Regions from separate parts of the Homo sapiens genome. Here region 1 is linked to region 2. Evidence: chromatin loops called from intact Hi-C (ENCODE). Cell type or tissue: ascending aorta. All regions are shown on one strand. Links, peaks and the distances in the headings refer to the core of each region. The heading gives the core; the rest is flanking DNA.

What was found. A loop is a pair of places that touch in the nucleus more often than their neighbours do. Peaks named below come from ENCODE experiments on the same cell type or tissue, not always from the same donor. Only the 100,000 strongest peaks of a DNase experiment are listed, where the experiment ranks them.
Region 1: it touches region 2 in a loop (6-fold over the local background); 1 of 110 quality-filtered maps calls a loop at or near these places.

What each region holds. Positions count from the first base shown.
Region 1 is chr6:84,091,138-84,099,480 of GRCh38, reverse strand. It overlaps a transcript of MRAP2 not described here. Among named protein-coding and RNA genes, the nearest start is that of MRAP2, 62 kb to the right of the region's middle. In ascending aorta, for the core only: no CTCF peak of the experiment used is centred there; no DNase peak of the experiment used is centred there; H3K27ac peaks cover 1,645 bases.
Region 2 is chr6:84,188,597-84,196,939 of GRCh38, reverse strand. CEP162 (centrosomal protein 162) reads left to right here. Exons shown (of 27, transcript NM_014895.4): 10 at 1,865-2,056; 11 at 3,250-3,331. Among named protein-coding and RNA genes, the nearest start is that of CEP162, 35 kb to the left of the region's middle. In ascending aorta, for the core only: no CTCF peak of the experiment used is centred there; no DNase peak of the experiment used is centred there; H3K27ac peaks cover 2,383 bases.

The DNA.
Region 1 (8,343 bases), core at 123-8,122, 97 kb after region 2:
AACATCGGAGGTTACATTTAAACATGAGATTTGGAGGGGGCAAATATCCAGACTATATTACTACTGATTTCAAGACTTCTAAAGCTATAATAAACAAGAAGTGTGGAATGAGTGTCAAACAGGTGAATAGAATGTCCAGAATTGTAAAAAAAATTTAAAAATAAAAAATAAATAAAGCCAACACATATATAGACAACTGATTTTCAGTAAAGTTGCAGAGGCAATACACTGGAGAAAAGATCTTTTCACCAAACCATGCTGGAACGATTAGATATCCATAAGCAAAAAAAAAAAAAAAAGAAAAGGATCTTTTTTGATCTCTCATTAAAAAGATCATGGTGATCTCACACCATGTTTAAGAAAAAAACTCAAAATGAATCACGAACCTTAATGAAAATCTGAAACTATAGAACTTCTAGAAAAAAAAAGCATAGGATTATACCTTTATGACCTTGGGTTTGGCAAAGATTTCTTTCATATGACACTAAAAGCATGATATCTATTAAAAAAATTATGGATTAGAGTTCACCAAAATGAAGAATTTCTGTCCTTTGAAGACACTGTTAAGGATATGAAAAGACAACCCACAAACTGAGAGAAACTATTTGCAGATCCTATATCTGATAAATAACTTATATTTACAGAATATAAAGAACTCTCAAAACAACAATAAAACAAATTCCCTAATAAAACAATGGGACAAAGACTTGAAAGGCACTTTGCTAAAGATATACTGATGAAAAATAAGCATATGAAAAAATGCTGAATACCATTAGAGAAATGCAATTGAAAAATGACATACTACTACACATGCATATTAGAATGAATACAATTTAAAAGACTGATGTTACAATATGTTGGAAAGGAAGTGGAGCAACCAGAATTCACATACACTATGAGAAAGTTAAAATCATACAACCATTTTGGAAAACTGTTTAGCAGTTTCTTAAAAAGACAAATGCCTACCTACCATATGACCCAGACATTCCTCTTCTAGGAACTTAAACAAGTAGAAGCACATGTTCACATGAAGACTTATAAATGAATATTTACAGCAAATATTCATAGAAAATATTTATTTACAATAGCCAAAATTATAAGTAACCCAAATATCCATCAACAAATAAATAGATAAGCAAATTATGGTATGTATAGCCACACAATGAAACACTACTCAGCAATGAAAAGAATGAACTATTGATACACACAACAACATGGACGAATCTCAAAATAATTACGCTGAATGAAAGAAGCCAGGCAAAACAGAGTATGTACTGCATGATTTCACTTATATAAATACCATGAAAATATGGACTGATCTGTTGTAATGCAAAGCAGATCTGTAGTTTCAGAGAAAGGGATGGGAGGGAGGGATTATAAAAGGGCATCATAATTTTTATGGATGATGGACATGTTTATTATCTTGATTGTGGTGATGGTTTCTTGACTGTATACTGTGTCAAAATGTATTAAATTGTGCACTTCAAATATGTAAAAATTATTTTGTCAATTATATCTCAAAGTTATTTTAAAAATGCAATTCAGTCCTGACCCACTTCAATGCCTGATTCGACTGAGATAATCAGCCTCTAGCCCTATCTACTTAACAGAGGAAAGAGGAATACATCTCTCATGGAAGATAATTTCCCATGTTGTATCAATGGATTTTTCATATACAATGTCTGCCAAATAATAAAAAATGTCTAGACATGTGAAATGTCAAGACCATATGATTAATAATATAAGAATAAGAAACATTAAACAATAGATGCAAATCCACAGATTATTTAGGCATTAGAGTTAGTAGAGTCTTTTTATAAAAACTATAAACTAATTAATTGCAATATTTTAAGAGCTTAGAGGAAATGATGGACAAAATAGATGAAAAGACAAAGATTTTCACCAGAGAAATATACTAAATACATTTTTAAGAAGGATCAAACAGGTATTCTAATACTGAATAAATAACATGTTTCCAGTTCTGGAAACACAGTGAACTGAGATAATTTGAATCCCTCTTAAATAAAACTTTTAGTAATGTTGGATAAAATACAACAACAAAAGTAATATAGAGCTAAGCATGAAGGAAAGTGAAGTTTCCAGGTGACAAAAATAAAGAGGAAACTTAAAGCCACAATCGTAAGCTTGTGAGCTGACAACACAGTGCCCTGAAAAGAGTGGGCTCGTATCTATTCAGGAAAAGGGCTCATCCCAGATGTAATGACTCTTGGCTTACTAAGACCACCCTGCCCTACCCCACCACACACACACATATAAAAGTTATTGGAAGGGCTGCTTCTGTGATGGGCAGGAGAGTAGGACATAGATCATGTAGAGCTTTCAGGTCATCATAAGGACTGTGGCTTTTTCACTGCATGAAATGGGAAGCCATTGAAGGATTTTGAACAGAGAAGTAACCCGACTTATGATATTTAAAGGATCACTTAGACCTCTCTGTTGAAAGTTCTCATAGTAGGCTTACAAAAATTAATTTAGGACAGGGGTAGCTTAGTGCCTAATAAATGTCACCTGTTATTGTTTGTAATGCATGCTGCTAGTGCCCACACAGGGTCCTTTACTAGCCAATGCCTGTTCCCAGCTGCTAGGGATGTTAACCAGCACCTTCTTCTCTCAAGAATTACCCTTGATCAAAGCAGAAGCCATCTTACCCTGACTGGCTTGGGGCAACAAAAGATCATGCCCCTGCCTCAGGATGGGACTGATTCTGTAGTGCAATTTGTGCCCCAGAACTTCCTGTGAGATCAGAATGTGGCCAGTCTGCAGCTGAGATGACATTCTTGGTGGCTTTTCCCCTGCTCTAACTGCTTCCATCATTCCCCTTCTTATAGCTCACCTACAATAAATCTTTTCAGGCTTTTATGGAACACAACCTATGACACTGTTGTTATCATAATTATCTCTGAATTTATTATTTCTTTAATGCAAGTCATTCGCATACATTTCACTTGAAGTCAAAGGCTGGTGCTTTCAAACTCACACTGGTAGGTCATAGGGTCTGTGGGTACTGTGTGGGCCAACTTGTACTACACTTACACTTGACACTATTCTGCTATCTAATGAGGTGTTTTTGGAATGAAGTCGAACAACATTTGTGTTAAATTTTTAACATTTGTCTTTATTAATTTTATCATAAATGTATACCCAAGGTTATCTGGGTAGGTTCAGATTCTCATTATTCATTTTAAAAGCCATCCATAACCACATGGTCCCTCACGTCCCAATTCTACCCCTGAAGTAACATTGCAAACTAGGTTAAAATCTCCTATACATACAACATCTGTATCCTAGACGAGGGATGGAGAAAAACAGAGTTTCTCTGTTTATATACAGGATAAAGAGGCAAAACATGAGGAAGAAAAAACTTTACTCCATAGAGAACAGGTGGAAAAGATCCTAGAAATGTAAATACCTCTCTCTCCAGTATGGATTTTATGAACTATGTTTCCTTAAAATGTACACACATTCTTCCCAAGGCAGGCGTATTTCTCTGGAGACCTCTCACTAGGTATACAGTTGCAGATGAACTTCCCAAGGATTGTTCTTAGCTGAGGATCCCAAGTTTTCTGCAAAATTTATTCAAAAGCTCCAACTCCATAGAAAGACAAGAATATTTTCTCTGTGCCACTCACACACATCTGCCTCGAGAATCAGCACAAGCTGCCAACTCAACACCTCTGATCACAGGCTGCCTGAAGTCGCCTCTCTCAATATATCTAAAAGCCTGGCCTAGACATAAAGACTTTCTATTTCTACTACACATCTTTTCTGGGTGACAGGATGGATTATTGTTCTACCAATAATAGACAATTTTTCAGTAGGTAATAAAATAGCTCACATACACAGTATATATTTTGGCAAAGTCTTGGCAGCTTTCAGAAGGGAAAAAATCCATTGAATTTAACCTGAGGTGGTTGTATATCTCTAAAAGAGAAATTCAGGCATTTAAAAAGTCACCTGCATTCTTTTCACAACTTCTTCAAAGTTGCCTCTTTTTCAAAAATCCCCAGTGACTTATGCAATATACTCTTTGATCATTTTAGGTTTGGGAGGCAGTTTCCAAAGGCCTCTCAGGTTTCTGCATGTAAAGTGAGCAGGGGAAAACTGACAGCCTTTGTCTCAGCTGTCTATTCAACAATGTTTGCAAAGTGAACAGCCTTGGAAGATGGAGATAGTGTCTCCCTCTGGAGCATAGAGCAGGTTTATTTACTATCCAGCATAACAAAGATAATATCTCCTTCTGAGGTAAAGGCCAGGGAGGTTTGCTTGCAACCCATTGTCAAAACACAGGGTTCCCCTAAGCTCAGGGTTCCTCAGCCATGATGCCAACCCACTGTGTGCACAGCATCTCCTTGAGCCCTTGCTTCTCCACACTGTGAGACCTGGAGGCAAGAGGAACTATATTAATTTCTATTGCTGTTGTAAAAAAACAAAACACAACTAAAAATGTGGAGTTGGCAATGGGCAGTGGCTGGTAGAATATTGAAGAACATGATATAAACTGACTAGATTGCCTTGAGTAGCCTGTTAGTAGGAATATGGATGTGAACAACTCTAAGTGAGGACTCAGAGGGAAGTGCTGAGCATGATAGAAAAAAAATTATCTGGCCAGGTGCGGTGGTGCGCACCTGTAGTCCCAGCTACTTGGGAGGCTGAGGCAGGAGAATCGTTTGAACCCAGGAGGCGGGGGTTGCAGTGAGCCGAGATCACGCCACTGCACTCCAGCCTGGCAACAGAGTGAGACTCCATGTCAAAAAAAAAAAATTATCTTATGAACTATCTAAATCATCATGAACAGACTATTGGTAGAAATATGGATACTAAAGGTACTGCAGATGAAAATTAAAATGGAAATGAGGAACATGTTATTGGAAACTGGAGAAAAGGAGATCCTTGTTACATAGCAGCAGAAAGCTTAGGTGAATTGTGCCCTGCAATTATGTAGAAAGCAAAATCTGTAAATAATAAAGTTGAATATTTAGCTGAGAGGATTTCCAAGCAAAATGTTAAAGATGAGGCCTGGTTTCTTCTTGCTACTGATAGTAAAATGCAAGAGGAAAGAAAAATGGAGGGAAGAACTTTAAGTGAAGAGGAATCAGGATTGATGATTTGGGAAATTCTCAGCCAATTATATTGCAAAAACACTAAAATTAGGAGATTCATCATCAGGAAAGCATGCTCTGGAGAGAAAGCCAAGGACTGTGACTAGGCAACCTTTGCTATTGTCTCAAAAGAAACAAAAAGAGTATTAAATCACACGGGGGGCTCTCTGAAAAAATTAGGAGTGTGACTCATGGATCATTTTATCCATTTAAGTACTAACTAGGAATAGAGATAGGGTTATTCAGGAGTGATCCACAGAAGAGCCTCTTGCCTAATGTAGTAAGTTTCTGTGATATATCCAGGAGACACCCTAGTTCTTGAAAATGTTATACCAGCAGAAACACTGCCAACTTTGAGACAGCCAGGCTGGTTCGTTTTCTGTTTTGGAGTGGTTTAGAGAAAAAGAACAAAAGCTCCTTACTCAAGTTGTAGCTTACCTAACTTCCAGCCAATCAGCAAAAGAAGATCCAAGAAGCTGTTAACCGCAAGTTCCTGCTTTAAGGGATTAGGGACTTCCCTGAGGCCCCATATGCATACTTAGACTTAAACTTCAACTCATAGCTACCCCTTCCTCATTTTAATGCTAAAAGTCACTAAGTCACTACCAGGGGTGGAGATTTAAAATGTATTGTGACATGTGATGTACAAAGAAGCATGTGAAGCCACTGCCCAAGCGCTAGAGAAACTCCTCCTATACATGCCCTGATAAAACACTTATCTATGGAAAGGCCCTGTAAAACTGACTCACATACTACCCTCAGGGAGCAGCCTGCCCTTTTCCTTGTGCAGTGCTGACTTCCTTGTGTACAAGCTAAAATAAAGCTTTCTCTTTCTCTTTGCTGTTATGTCTGGTGATCTGTATTTCCATCCTGGAAGATTACAAGAACCCAGGGTGCTGATTACATCTCATGGCACTCCAGATAGAACCCTCATTTTAGGGTCCTGTGGGAGCAAATGGCACAGCCCAGACGACAGAGATGGCTGACCAGGCACAAACCAAGGCAGCTGCACCATTGTTTCACCCTGGTGCCTCGGTGAGTCAAGTTCCTACATAGGATAAGTCCCCATTCCCTTTTTCTTTCTCTCTCTCTATTTTTCTTGCCCTATTCTCTCTCTTTCTCTTTGCTCCTATGTTTGGTGATCTCTCTTGATGTCTATACTGGAAGATTACAAGAACCCAGGGCACTGATAACAACTTCAACTGAAATGGACAGAGTGAGGGCAAGATAAATGAAGGCTATCAGACTCCCAAAATTCTACATGCAGAAAAAAAGGCTGATAAAACTACTCAGCTAAAAACACATTGTACCTTTCAAGAAAAAGAAAAGATGATTCCAAGAGTGGAGCTTCAGGCCCAGAGAATGTAGCCAGAAGTCACAAAAGACTATTTCCAGGCCTTGCAGCTTAACAGTTTTCCCAGTTTGAAGGATTTGTTATTTTGGGGACTGATGATTCATTTTTTCCTTCCATTTTCTCCTTTTTGGAATGGGAATACGGTTGATCCTTGAACAACATAGGGTTGAACTGCACGTGTCCACTTGTATGCAGATTTTTTTTCAACCAAATGGGGATTGAAAATACAGTATTCTTGGGATGCGAAACCCACCTATACGGAGAGCTAATTTTCATATACACGGGTTCTGCAGGACCTACTGTGGAACTTAAGTATGCTAGGATTTTGGTGTATACAGGGGGCCTGGAACCAATCCCCTGCATATACTGAAAGACAACTATTAGTAACTAGTATCTTATGTCGGTCACATCATTGTATTTTGGGAGAAAATAACTTATTTTCTAGTTTTACAGGTCCACAGATGGAGAGTTTTTCCCCAGGATGAATCATACCCAGGATCTCACTAATACTGAAATTAGATGGTTAAGATAATAAGATTTGGGACTTTTAAGCTGATAAGATTTAGGTAATACATGTGACTTTGAATTGATTCTATAATGAATTGAGACTGTGGAGTATATTGGGATGGGGTGTATGTATTGTGCATATAGAATGGATATAAACCTTTGGGGCCAAAGGGAAGACTAGCAGGCTAATGGTTCCCCAAGCATGTCCACATCCTAATCCCTGAAACCTGTCAATATGTAGCCTTATGTGGCAAAAGGCACACACTTTACAGATGTGATTAAATGAAGGATCTCAAGATGGGGAGATCATCTTAGGTAACCCAATGTAATCACAAAGGTCCTTATAAGAGAGAAGCAGGATGGTTAAAGACAGAGATGTAAAGTGGAAGAAGAGGAGCCACAGAGTGGGAGCAACCCCTGGAAGATAGAAAAGGCAAGAAAACTGATTAATCCTGAGAGCCTCCAGATGGAATGCTGCTGTGCTAACACCTTGATTTTAGCCCACTGAAACTGATTTTAGACTTGTCTACTCTAGAACTGGAAGAGAATAAATTTGTGTTGCTCTAAGTCACTAAATTTGTGGTAATTCGTTACAACAGCAGTAGGAAACAAACTCAGGAACCAACATGAGCATGAAGCATATGTGGCCTGCTGTGCTGTAATGAAGATTTTTGTCTCTGACCCAAGACTCTTGTGTCTTCTGGCAGCATCCATGAGACTATGGCAAGCTGATTTGCAGAAGGGGCAAAATCTTGGACCATTCACAGTTCTTAACATTTAGTTCATAAAAATGATGATATAGTCATGGGTATTTGTCTGACGTTTAAGTATCTTTCAATCTTCTGATCAATAAATCTACTTCTAAATAAGATACCACTTAAGTAGCTGTGAACTTTAATAATAGCCCATGATTTATATTTCATTAAATAAATTATGAATAATCATACTCATATTAGAAGTTAAACTCTGGCCAGGCATGGTGGCTCATACCTGCAATCCCAGCACTTTGGGAGGCCAAGGCAGGCAGATAACTTGAGGTCAGGAGTTCGAGACCAGCCTGGCCAACATATAGTGAAATCTCGTCTCTACTAAAAAATACAAAAATTAGCTAGGCGTGGTGGCACGTGCCTGTAGTCCCAGCAACTTGGGAAGCTGAGGCAGGAGAATCACTTGAACCCAGGAGGGGAGGCTGCAGTGAGCCATCCAGCCTGGGCGACAGAGCAAGACTCCGTCTCTCAAAAAAAAAAAAAAAAAAAAAAAGTTAACAAACTCAGCATTCTTTAATACTCTTGCTCTCTTGCATAAAAAATTCATGAAAATAGCATCTATTTATAAAAAATATGTTAAAGTAGCTTTAATTAC
Region 2 (8,343 bases), core at 88-8,087:
CCCTTCAACTGTTGACAGTTCTTCCTTAGCAGTATCCTCTTCTGTTTTTAGTTTATTTAAGCAAACTTGTTATTTGGATATACTTCATGTAGCCATGGGGACCTGAAGCACTAGCTAGAAAGACATCTCATTGTAAGGCATTCTTATACAATCTTATATGTACCACTTGGCTATCTCTTCTGTTTAGAAGTTGTGTATATACACAACTTACATTGTATATACAGGAAGATGAGACTATATATACTATTTTATTTTTAATAACTGGTTAATTAACCATGGGTATGAAGAGAAGAGATTAGTCACCTGTTTTTCTTCTTTTTTTCCCTCTCTTCCGTGATTCATTATTTTCCTCTAATTTTGAAAATTCCACTTGTTAGTAATGAAAATTACAAAATAAGCAAGAAAGTACTCAAAAATATGCAATCATTATTTTCATTAAATTATTTGAATTCTTTTTTCTAGAATTTGTCAGTTGGTGGAAAGAGAAGGTATATTAGTCCATTTTCATGCTGTTGATAAAGACATACCCAAGACTAAGTAATTTATACAGGAAAAAGGGTTTATTGTATTTACAGTTCCACATGGCTGGGGAATCCTCACAATCATGGCAGAAGGCAAGGAGGAGCAAGCCACATTTACATGGATAGCGGCAGGCAAAGAGAGCTTGTGCAGGGAAACTCTTGTTTTTAAAACCATCAGATCTCATGAGACTCGTTCACTATCATGAGAACAACACAGAAAAGACCCACCCCCATAATTCTATCACCTCCCACCAGGTCCCTCCCATGACACATGAGAATTGTGGGAGTTACAATTTAAGATGAGATTTGGGTGGGGACACAGCCAAACCATATCAGAAGGCTAATAGGGAAGGAAGAGTGAATGATGACATCAAGGTTTCTATTTTGACTGAGTAGTGATGTGATTAGGAAATACTGGTAGTAGAACAAGTTTTAGTAGGGAATATAATGAATTCAGTTGGGGAATATGTAGATGTGATATAGAGCAATCTAGATGTCTGTTAAGTTGATATTCAGAAAAGAGTTATAAGGACACAAGACATAGATTTGGGAGTCATAAGCATATGGGTAATAGTTGAAGCTAAAAGTCTTCATGAAGTTAGCCAGGCCAAAAAACTAGTAAGTGAGAGGCATTCAAAAGAAGAGGGCTGAAGATGGAGCCCTGAAATGAACTATAGACCGCAAGAGTTGGAAAATTGCCCTCAAAATTATGGTAATAACAAAAAGAAGAAGGCATGCAGAAGAAACAGTTACAGGAAAAAAAACAATGTTTGACTTCTCTGCCTTTTGGCTAAGATAAAGTGAAAAAGATAATGTCAGATGTCTCACATAGTTGAAGAGAACTAAATACAAATGGAGTTGGTCATTAGGAAATTGCTTTTGATCATAGCAGCTTTAGCAGGATGTTGGAATACATTGGATTGCAAAGTTGGAGGAGTGAATTCATTGTGGTTGAAAAAGTGCAAATGACAAGATGCTTGGTGGTACAGAGAAGCAGAGAGAATGGTAATGGTAAAGGAGAGGTAGAATCCGTCAAAGGAATTTTTTAGTTTGGGAAACTTAAGAATAGTTATGCAGAGGGGGTCGATTAAGAATAGTAGGAGAAAGAACAATGACGAGTGAAAGCAGATTTTATGCTTACCACATCAGGACACGCCTCAGTTTGCTAAAAGAGTTGTTGAGCCTGCTATGAATCCATGCTGGTAGGCCATAGCTGCAAATTACCTAGTTAGTACTTAACTCTACTTTTATATTCCTAACAGGTTAAGGAATGATATTAGTGTTTTATCGTTCTCATGTATTTGTGATGTAATTATTTCTGGTGATTACGTTTATTTCAACAGGTGTTTCTTATGGACAAAGCAGTAGTGACGTTGAAGCCCTACATCAAGCTTATTGTCATATAGCCCATTCATTGGGAGATGAAGACAAACAAAAAATTGAGAGTAACACAGTGGAAGATATCAAGAGCTCAGTGAAAGGTCATCCTCAAGAAAATGAAGAGAATTCAAAAAACATCTCTACTATGGAATCTGGTAAAAACTTACAGATGAATTTTTCAATTATTTGATATCCTTTCTAAAGAGTTTTTAGTGTAATATAATTAAAATACAATTTGCTGTAGTGATTGTTTCTCAGTCTCTGAGCTTAATTAAAGAAATTTTTTCAGCCAGGCGAGGTGGCTGATGCCTGTAATCCCAGCACTTTGGGAGGCCGAGGTGGGTGGATCACGAGGTCAAGAGATTGAGACCATCCTGGGCAACATGGTGAAACCCCATCTCTACTAAAAATACAAAAATTAGCTGGGCATGGTGGCACACGCCTATAGTCCCAGCTACTCGGGAGCCTGAGGCAGGAGAATCACTTGAACACGGGAGACGAAGGTTGCAGTGAGCCAATATTGCGCCACTGCTCCTCCAGCCTGGCAACAGAGTGAGACTCTGCCTTAAAAAAAAAAAAAAAAGATTTTTTCAAATGAAATACAGGAACCCTTGGTTTAACTATAAAATTAGAGCCAAACACAAAACGAAATTTCACTTTCTTTTCTTTTCTTTTTTTTTTTTTGAGACGGAGTCTTGCTCTGTCGCCCAGGCTGGAGTGCAATGGCACGATCTCGGCTCACAGCAGCCTCCGCCACCCTGGTTCAAGCAATTCTCTTGCCTCAGCCTCCTGCATAGCTGGGATTACAGGTGCCTGCTGCCATGCCCAGCTAATTTTTGTCTTTTTAGTAGAGATGGGGTTTTGGCATGTTGGTCAGGCTGCTCTCGAACTCCTGACCTCAGGTGATCCACCTGCCTTGGCCTCCCAAAGTGCTGAGATTACAGGCATGAGCCACTGCGCCTGGCCCAGTTTCTTTTCTAATATGCCTTGATCAAATTAAGAAGTCATTTAAAGGGATATTTTTTACTCTTTTGTATGTACGTATATTAAAGTTGTATTTTGTTAGACAACAGTATTTCAGGATCAACCAAATATGTACTTAGCGTGTGTGTATGTATAGATATTTTTTGATAAATATATTTGATATTGATATTTGAGATATTTATTTGATATTTCATAAGAAAGGAAGTTTTCCTGGTATAAGGAAACTTAAGACGGAAAACTAGGTTTATTGCATGTACCGTTTTATTAACTGTGTCAGAGAAAATATAATTTTGGTGTTATTACACATGTAAATTAAGCAACCTACATAACATTTTTCGTTTCTACTTTTTTTTCCACCTCTTAGATCTGCCCACAGTAGAGGAGCTGATGAAACCTATCAGAATAGATTCCTTTGGGATCAGTGGTTTTGATTTACAACCTGTCAGGTATGAATTTTTTATTTATTGTTTTGTCATTGGAAACTTTTATAGTCATTTGTTCTATGTAATCATTCCTAGTGAATGATTAATGACTAATACTAGCTTGACTCTACCTGTGAGTCATAACTCTCTTCTTTTTATATTTGTCCTTACTCAAGTCATCAAAATTCTAGGGCTAAATGAAAAAATAAATAGATGCTATAAAAAAACTGGGGCCACTAAATAGTCCTAAAGGTTTTCACTGAAAAATACAGTCTCCTCAGCTTTAAATAGTGCCGGAACAGTTCATTCATGATGAGGGAGAAAGTGAATTTTATTATGTTTATGAGTCATAGATTTCCTTCTTTATAAACCAGTTAGTTTTGACTTAGTCACAGACTGGCTGTCATCTCACAGGGTGAGTTTGTAGCCACAAGAGAAATGGTCCTCATTAAAATGCTTCAGGTCCAATACAGTTTAGTGGAAGTATGTGTGACCCACTGTCATTCTTCAACACGGAGTAACATGTCACAGTAACCTTGTAATAGACAGCGTTGCTTTTATGTAGCACTGAAATGTCATGTCCAGTCTCCCACGTGATCCTCATAACAAGTAGAGAATGCATCTTTATGCCCATAATTCAAGAAATGCACCTGAGATTAACTCAATTTACTGGTAGATGATAACAGCTAACATTTTTCACATTTACTTTGGGCACATACTATACGTATATTATTTAATTTAACCTTACAGCATCTCCATGGGTTATACTCCATTATTATCCCTATTTCATAGACAAGAAGATTGAAGCCTAAGAGATTAAAATAAATAAAGCCATTGCCCAAGGTCATATAGTTGTAGACCAGGAACACAGGCCATCCATGTGCTTAACCACTTACATTGTCAGGTCTTTGATCTCCATAAAATACTTCTGTGAAATAGTCTGTCATCCATTCATGTTGTCATTTGTTCATTTGTGTCTTCAACAGACATGTTTTCAGCCTCCTTCCTATACTGTATCCTCATGATGTAAATCCACATGTGGTGATCTCCTGGCCTTGTTTCTACATTTGTGTGAGTTGAGAAAAAAATGATGCAGTGAACCTTCCACTAAAATTCATTCACTTCAATGCTAAGTGTAGTAGTCTTCCATTGATCTGTAGTGCTAATTAGTATTTTTAAAGGAGAGATGGTACCACTCATCATTGCTGTTTGGGAGTATGTTAGCGGTAACTACAGAGATTTTCTTACACATCTTATATCTTTGTTGTTATAGGTAAAACCATTTCAGTAATAGGAATTCTAAAACAGATTTTTACATTTGTGTTTAAAAGCTTAAAACAGATATTTTGAAGGTATAACAGTAATCATACGTAATAGAAATGTCAGTAATATGATCTTTAGTACACATACCTAAAAATTTTTTGGTAAACTATGGAGTAAATGACCCTAGCTGCTATAACATAATCCTTGAAATCTTAGTAGCTTGTCATCAAAAATGTATTTCTTGCTCACATCACTATCCCTTGTGGGTCAGTGGGGTTGGATTGGGGCTCTGCTCCACACAGTCATTTAGGAACCCAGGCTGCTTGTCATCAACACATAGTTTTAAGATTGTTATGACATCATCCAACCAGTCAGTAAGGAAAGAAAGAGAATGGTTTTGCGTCCTTTCTTTTAACTGCCTTAATACAGAAGTTTCATATCACTTCAGCTCACATTCCATTGGTAGGAACCAGCACATCTAGCTAACTAGGTCCAAGGAGGCTGTGAAATGTCGTTTGTTTCTGTGCCAAGAAAGAAAAATGAGTTTGGTCAGTATCTAGTCAGTCTCTGCCAGGATATACCTTTCTAATAACAAAATATCAATTTCACTCTTCTTCATACACAGACCAACTTATCCCCTTCCCCAAGCAGGCAGCCCCAAGTCCCATTCAGGGCTATATGCATCTGAAAGGCCAGGATTTCCAGGTGAAGTGCAGTCCTCTCCATCAGGTTTGAGTATGCTTCTCGTTGTGTACCAATGGTTGAATTAAAAAGACAGGGTTATAATTAAAAAGACAGGGTTATATACTTCCTCACCCCCATCCCAATATATAATGGTGGAACCAGTAGATACACCCTTTCAGCAAGGAAAAGTATGAGGAAAACACAGCAATCAATGTTACAACTTTGAGAACCACTGGAAAGAACTTGTAAAGGCCCCCTACCTTGGGAATAGGGGTTTATTTTCCTTGATTAGGTTATTATTCTATTAAGAAGGGGCTACCTTAAATCAGTTATTCTATATAGCCCCTCATTCCATTCCTTGGAGGATTTGTCTTGTATGTTATCACCATTGGCTACAACTGAAGTGAATTTTAGGTTGAGGGGTATGCCCATCTTGGGGGATACACTCCCTTCTCAATCCACTTCCTGCCCACAGGTAGCTTTAAGGTTCCCAGTCACTGACTTTTGGGTTTCTTTTTTTTTTTTCTTTTGAACAGGGTTATGGTTTTTTACATTATATTCTTTCAGAAAGTTTCGTAACTTAATAATCGCTTTGGTCCCAGTGAATTCCATGTGCCAATAATGAAACTTAGAGTTCTTTGCTACCCAGAATCTATAAGGAACTTAAGCAAATTTACAAGCAAAAAACAACCTCATTAAAAAGTAGGCTGGGCACGGTGGCTTACGCCTGTAATCCCAGCACTTTGGGAGGCTGAGGCAGGCGGATCATGAGGTCAAGAGATCGAGACCATCCTGGCCAACATAGTGAAACCTGGTCTCTACTAAAAATACCAAAATTAGCTGGGCGTGTGGCGCATGCCTGTAGTCCCAGTGTGTCTGGAATTGGTGGGTTCTTGGTCTCACTGACTTCTAGAATGAAGCCGCGGACGCTCGCGGTGAGTGTTACAGCTCTTAAGGTGGCGCGTCTGGAGTCTGTCCCTTCTGATGTTCAGATGTGTTCGGAGTTTCTTCCTTCTGGTGGGTTCGTGGTCTCGCTGGCTCAGGAGTGAAGCTGCAGACCTTCGCAGTGAGTGTTACAGCTCTTAAGGCAGCGCGTCTGGAGTTGTTCGTTCCCTCCCGGTGGGCTCGTGGTCTCGCTGGGCTCAGGAGTGAAGCTGCAGATCTTTGCAGTGAGTGTTACAGCTCATAAAAGCAGCGTGGACCCGAAGAGTGAGCAGTAGCAAGACTTATTGCAAAGAGCGAAAGAACAAAGCTTCCACAGTGTGGAAGGGGACCCGAGCAGGTTGCCAATGCTGGCTCGGGCAGCCTGCTTTTATTCTCTTATCTGGCCCCACCCACATCCTGCTGATTGGTAGAGCCAAGTGGCCTGTTTTGTCAGGGCGCTGATTGGTGCGTTTACAATCCCTGAGCTAGATACAAAGGTTCTCCACGTCCCCATCAGATTAGTTAGATACAGAGTTTCAACACACAGGTTCTCCAAGGCCCCACCAGAGCAGCTAGATACAGAGTGTCGATTGGTGCAGTCACAAACCTTGAGCTAAACACAGGGTGCTGACTGGTGTATTTACAATCCCTGAGCTAGATATAAAGACTCTCCACGTCCTCACCAGAGCAGCTAGATACAGAGTGTTGATTGGTGCAGTCACAAACCTTGAGCTAAACACAGGGTGCTGATTGGTATATTTACAATCCCTGGGCTAGATATAAAGACTCTCCACGTCCTCACCAGAGCAGCTAGATACAGAGTGTCGATTGGTACAGTCACAAACCTTGAGCTAAACACAGGGTGCTGATTGGTGTATTTACAATCCCTGAGCTAGATATAAAGACTCTCCACATCCCCACCAGACTCAGGAGCCCAGCTGGCTTCACCTAGTGGATCCCGCACCGGGGCTGCAGGTGGAGCTGCCTGCCAGTCCTGCGCCGTGTGCTCGCATTCCTCAGCCCTTGGGTGGTCGATGGGACTGGGCGCCGTGGAGCAGGGGGTGGTGCTCGTCGGGGAGGCTTGGGCCACACAGGAGCCCATGGAGTGGGTGGGAGGCTCAGGCATGGCGGGCTGCAGGTCCCGAGCCCTGCCCTGTGGGAAGGCAGCTAAGGCCCGGCGAGAAATCGAGCGCAGCGCCGGTGGGCCAGCACTGCTGGGGGACTCAGTACACCCTCTGCAGCCACTGGCCCGGGTGCTAAGTCCCCCATTGCCCAGGGCCAGCAGGGCTGGCTGGCTGCTCCGAGTGCGGGGCCCACCAACCCCATGCCCACCCGGAACTCCAGCTGGCCCGCAAGCGCCGCACGCAGCCCCGGTTCCCGCTCGTGCCTCTCCCTCCACACCTCCCTGCAAGCTGAGGGAGTGGGCTCTGGCCTTGGCCAGCCCAGAAAGGGGCTCCCACAGTGCAGTGGGGGGCTGAAGGGCTCCTCAAATACCACCAAAGTGGGAGCCCAGGCAGGGGAGGTGCCGAGAGCAAGCGAGGGCTCTGAGAACTGCCAGCATGCTGTCACCTCTCACCAGCTACTCGGGAGGCTGAGGCAGGAGAATCGCTTGAACCCAAGAGGCAGAGGTTTCAGTGAGCCGAGGTCACACCACTGCTCTCCAGCCTGGTGACAGAGCGAGACTCCATCTCAAAAAAAAAAAGTGGGCAAGGACATGAACAGACATTTTTCAAAAGAAGACGTGCAGCCAACAAGCATTTGAAAAAATGCTCAACATCACTAATCATTAGAGAAATACAAATTAAACCACAATGAGATGCCATCTCATGCCAGTCAGAATAGCTATTATTAAAAAGTAAAAAACAAAAAAAAATATGCTGGTTGCAGAGAAAAGGGAACATTTATACACTGCTGGTGGGAATGTAAATTAGTTCAGCCATTGTGGAAAGCAATTTGGCGACTTCTCAAAGAACTTAAAGCAGAATTACTATTCACCCGGCAATCTCATCATTGGATATATACCAAAAGGAATATAAATTGTTCTACCATAAAGACATATGCATGCATATGTTCATTGCAGCACTGTTCACAAGATCAAAGACATGGAATCAACCTAAATATGCCCATCAGTGGTAGACTGGATAAAGAAAGTGTGATACATGTAC